2 separate regions of the Mus musculus genome follow, and region 1 is linked to region 2. Evidence: chromatin contacts called from ENCODE Hi-C or POLR2A ChIA-PET data. All regions are on one chromosome and are shown on one strand. The core of a region is the stretch at or near the end of the contact, and the rest is flanking DNA. Distances in the headings are between cores, read along the strand shown.

The links. Hi-C counts contacts between places; a loop is a spot of excess contacts on that map. ChIA-PET counts read pairs that join two places held with the same protein, here RNA polymerase II (POLR2A).
Region 1: a loop to region 2 is called in a map of heart, with 2.5 times the contacts of the local background. The contact joins the promoter of Yeats2 here to the promoter of Klhl6 in region 2. A Hi-C loop is called at or near these places in 1 of 37 maps with a recorded cell type or tissue (heart). POLR2A ChIA-PET finds 5 or more read pairs at or near these places in 1 of 5 experiments (Patski).

Annotation. Positions count from the first base shown.
Region 1 is chr16:20,139,787-20,142,486 of GRCm38, reverse strand. Yeats2 (YEATS domain containing 2) reads right to left here and starts at 1,424. Exons shown (of 31, transcript NM_001145930.1): 1 at 1,252-1,424.
Region 2 is chr16:19,981,621-19,984,320 of GRCm38, reverse strand. Klhl6 (kelch-like 6) reads left to right here and starts at 1,272. Exons shown (of 7, transcript NM_183390.3): 1 at 1,272-1,604. The coding sequence starts at 1,318.

The sequences.
Region 1 (2,700 bases), core at 175-2,674, 160 kb before region 2:
TCAGCATTCGGTGCCTGCAACTCCAACTCTTAAAAGTTGAGAAGGTTCAAGAGTTCAAGGCCAACCTGGGCTACAAGCTATCTCTCCCTTTCCCTTCCAAGGCTTGCTAATTCTACCTCCAAACGCTCATCTTTTCACTCTGTCTACTTCCATTTGCAAGGAGTCAATCCAGGCTACCGCAGAAGGCTGCATCCTGACTCCTCAGCACCCCCCCCACACACACACACACACACTTTTGACTTCTCCGGTGTAGTGGTGGGATTGTGCCACTACCTTCTCAAAACCTTTCTACGAGCTTCCTATAAAAAGTAAGTCTGCCAGATGTGGTGGTGGTGGAACCACACCCTTAATCCCAGCACTGGGAAAGCAGAGGCTGGTAGATCTGAGTTCGAGGCCAGCCTGGTCTACAGAGAGGACTGAGGTTCTGAGACAGGTCTATGTATGTATATGAAAGAGACCCCCGTCTAAAACGAACCACAGTTAAGGCACCAACCCCTCATCGGTTGTTTTGGTCCTACCTTTAAGGCAGACTACACAAATATACACACCCATAGTAATTACTTCTGGACACTAGAATTTCTTCTTTGTCCTTGTCTAAATTTTAAAAATATTCTCGGATGAGTACTTGCTACTTATTAATGGCAACGATACTGCTGAATAAATGTGTATTACCTTCTAGTTTATGTTATGGAATTTTAAAAGTGGGTTGTTTCTGCAATTAGGTATGTGCCTAGACAAAAATACTAGCAATATCAAAACTAGTAAGATGTTAGTGAGCTGCAGAATTATAGGACACAGTATTTTTTGTTTAACATAAATACTTGCATAATGGAGATGAGCTCTAAGCCTTATTGTCTTCTGCATAAGCACACCGAGCCGTGTTTCTGGTCAAGTCCTCACTTTCCGAAGCTTCCATAGGACACAGCACCGTCCTACGCTCTCGTGCAGACTTCTCGCAACCTTCCTAAGCCGCCGCAGATTTCTTTGGGCAAATCCAAACTTGCCGAGGCGACCTCGTCTCGGGACCACCCGCGGGTCACCGCGCAAGCTCAGCCGCCTCGGCTGCAAAGCGACCCGTCTGAGGCTGCGCGGCGAGAAGAACCCTCCCCACGCCGGACCTGGCTCTCCGCGGACCCAGGCGCCCACCCGTCCGCGCCGCTGAGCTGTCCGCGCGGCCGCGGTGGGGGAGGGGTGCACGTGCCCGCGCCAGACAATGCCCCGCACAAGACGCGCGCCCGCACCGACACTCACCCTTCCTGCGCGCCCAGCTGCAGCGCCGCCCTGCCGGGACCCGGAACCCCCACGCGGAGAGAAAGAGCGAAAGGTCTCCTCCCGTGGAACCGCCGTGCGAGGCCCGGGACGCGCCCGCGCGGAAGCTCACGACAGAGCAGCCCGCCCGCCGTCAGGCTCCGCCCCGCACGTCACCTCGAGGGCGGGGCGGCGCGGGCGCGCGCGGTGGGGGCGGGGTCGGGGCGGCGTGGCCGCGGGGGGCTAAAGCTGCTCCTGAACTCTGCGTCGCACCTTCAGGTTGACCGCTTGAGCCGGCCAACCGTTGTCTTCCTGCTGAAAGTTTGAGAGAATGCTGGTTCTCTTGTAGTCATGGCAATAGTAACTATGGTGACCGCACTGCTGAGCGTACCATCTTGCGTCACTGTGTTTAGTGATAGAGGTGTATATAGCAGCCGTAACCTAGTATCTAGTATCGCGGGGTAATACTTGTAGTCTGGAGACTGAGGCAGGAGCATCACAAGTACAAAACCTGTCTAGTTACATAGTGAATTCAAGGCCCTGTCTCAAAGTAAAAGTTATTGGTAGAGTGCTTGCTTAGAGCAATGCTGTGGGTCCAACCTCCAGCACCATAAATATATATATTAAACAAGCAAACAAAAAAAAAAAAAGAAAGAAAGAAAGAAAGAAAGAAAGGAAGGAAGAAAGAAAGACGTGGTGGCGCACGCCTTTAATCCCAGCACTTGGGAGGCAGAGGCAGGCGGATTTCTGAGTTCGAGGCCAGCCTGGTCTAAAAAGTGAGCTCCAGGACAGCCAGGGCTATACAGAGAAACCCTGTCTCGAGAAACCCTGTCTCGAAAAACCAAAAAGAGAGAGAGAGAGAGAGAGAGAGAGAGAGAGAGAGAGAGAGAGAGAGAATGAAGGAAGCAAAGACAGGAAGAAGGCATTAATCATTGTGAACCCATTTTAGTAGATGTAGCACCTGAGTGAGGTGTAGTGGTCCCCCCTCCCCCCTCTGGTCCCAGATACTTTGTAGACTGAAAGAAAGGGTGAAGGTTTGAAAACGTTGAAAACTTTTTTGTTTGTTTTGTTTTTTGAGACACTGTTTCTCTGTAGAAACATTTACTTTTGTAGATTTACTTAATGTAGATGCAGCTAATGAATGACAATCCATTAAGCCTCGGTTTTCCCTTTAAAATCGCTTGAAACCAGCTTTCTTCCATGATACTACACACCAAGACTTCCTATTACTTCTTCAGGACTACAGCATCCAGGCTGACCTTGGAGCTGCCTCAGACTTTTTCAGCTCTTGCTCATATTGTACAGCTTGTACATACTTACCACACAAGCTGAGTAGTGAGGTTTTTTTTTTTTTTTTAAGATTTATTTACTATTATACATAAGTACACTGTAGCTGACTTCAGACGCACCAGAAGAGGGCGTCAGATCTCATTACTGGTGGTTGTGAACCAC
Region 2 (2,700 bases), core at 23-2,522:
CAAATGCTACCCCGAAAGTTCCCTATACTCTCCCCCCGCCCTGCTCCCCTACCCACTCACTCCCACTTCTTGGCCCTGGTGTTCCCCTGAAATGGGGCATATAAAGTTTGCAAGACCAAGGGGCCTCTCTTCCCAATGATGGCCTCATTAGTAGTTTTTAAGGCATGTGAAAAATAAATATAAAACAATAAGGAGTTTGGTAGATACACTCATGAATGAGAAACTGAATTTTATTTTATTGTGTGTGTGTTTGGGAGGAGGTAAGGAGCTAGAGCAGTTTTGGCCTTATGTCTATAATTTGAGAGAGTATGGTATAAGTTGTCATGAAGAGGCTCATGTCATTGTGTATTGTTTTCAGCATTACCAGAGGATATAGTTAGAAGCATTTTTATGATTTGAACCTGAAATGTCATGCCATAAGCCTATGTCTTGAACGTTTATTTGTCAACTGGTGTTATTAGGGAGGCTATGGAACCTTTATGAAGTACAGCCTAATTTGTATAATTAGGTCATTTAGGGGAAGGCCTTTGAAGGTTACTGGTACCCTTCTGAGCTACCACCATGTGAACAACATATGCCACGTGGTGTTATTGTTGGAGACTGACCCACTATCCCATCCGCTTCCAGGCATAGTGGGCAGATATCCTGGACCAAAATAAATCTTTTGTTCCTTAAATATTTTTTCTGTCAGATAATATGATCAGAACGATGTAACTAATACAGAAGACTGATACCAGGAGTATGGTCATAGCTTTCATTAAATCTGAGCATGTGATTCTTAGGCCCTTGGAAATCATTTGCAGAAGGAAGATGGAGAAATTTGAAGGTATGTGTTAGAGAAGCCCTAAAATTCAGAAAGAAAGTTTATAGGGATATTCAGAAGAAAGGTAAGGCTCCAAAGGGGTCTCAGATAGTGGGAGACAGAGAAGTCCCCCTATGCAGTTCCTCTCTGAAGTCTTAGTTGTTGATGCAGGTATAAGTAAACAGATAATAACTGGAAGCAGAGGTTTGCGTGAGGTGGGAGAGGACTAAACCGTACTCCCGGGAGACACAGATAAGCTACCTTCCCCCCCCCCCCCACCCCCACCAGATCCCTGATCTACGCACCCACTCAAAGACATTCCTAACCCTGTGACAGTCCACAGAAAGAAGAGGAGGAGTTGGTGGTGTTTGTAGTAACAGGATGAGAAAGTGTGAGACTTCCTGTTATGTATGTGTGACAGCTGGTGATAAGTGGAGGGGCCTGTGCAGGAAATCCGTTCAGCTTCTGCAGTGTGACCTCCCCGAAACTTGGCAGCTCCTTTAGTCTAGACGTTGATGGCAGGACAAAGAGGCGCCTGCACCATGAGCGATGTGGTAGAGAGGAGCTTGGAAGGACCCTTAGCACTGACTACAGACAAGTCCTCCCAGAAAAGGGGAGACTTGGTGGAAATATTAACTGGGGAGAAGGTAAAATTTGACGACACGAGACTTTCTTTAATTCTTCAGAACGGCCTGGAGACGCTGAGAGAGGAAAATGCTTTGACAGACGTCATCTTGTGTGTGGATGTTCAGGAATTCTCTTGCCATCGAGTGGTGCTTGCTGCAGCCAGCAACTATTTCAGGTCAGTCTGCTTTGAATCCGAGTCAAACTGCATGTATATTGCAAGGAAAACATCTGTAGATGCGAGAGCTCTGTAATCTACAAGACTGAGCAAGCTCAGTCTGATTTGTTTGCTGTTACATTTATGGTTATATATATTCTTACATAGAGTATGTTAGGTATCATGTTGTATTATATATTACCTTATGTACTATGTATAATATAAATATGTATGCTTATACACTAAGGTTTGTGCCTACTTAAAATGTAAGAAAGGAAACTATCAACCTTTAGAATTTTGATTTAGGTCAAGAGAAACTGGGACCATTTAGAAGCAGTATTTTATTATTTATTACTTGGAACCTTTCATCTCATCCTTGGTCTGATTCCACCATTCGGATACTTTTCTTTGAAAGACTTAATTCTCTGTCTTAATATCCTTTATCATCTCTTAGAGTCAAGCTAACATACTTTAAAAATATGTTTTGTTATCTTTTACCTTGACAAGTGTACTTTGGGAATGATAAAATTGAAAATATGCTTTAAACACACACACACACACACACACACACACACACACACACACACACACCACACTATGTCCTTGATTTTAAGGGTGTGACGTTACTTAAGCCAGGGGGATTTTTTTCCCCTCTTTCTTCAGTTTGACTAATGTGTTTAAAACATGATGTTGTCTTTGTTCATCAGTAGAGGTAGAGAAAAAAATGTGGCCTCACTCTTGGAGTTATCACATAACGTGCTGAAAATTAGGGGTTTCTGGTGTACAAGGAGTGGTGGGAAGGACAAACAATGCAAGAAGCCTCTGGATGTGAAAGGCTCCTGAGGTGTCATAGTGAGATGACACTATGTTTCCATGTCACTTGAGCCCTTTCTTGGCCATGAGATTTTAGGCGACTCTGAATTTCAACTGGTAGATGGGTATAGTGACAGTTTTCTTTTATCATTGTTGTAATGATCCTCTTAGTGAAAAGATCTCACACAGTGCCTGGTAGATACATTTGCTCATAAAATCTTTGTTGAAACCTTGTATGAATACAGCTGGACCAGCATTGTCAACATTAGTGTGGTAATGACAGAGAACCAGTGAGTAAGGATGG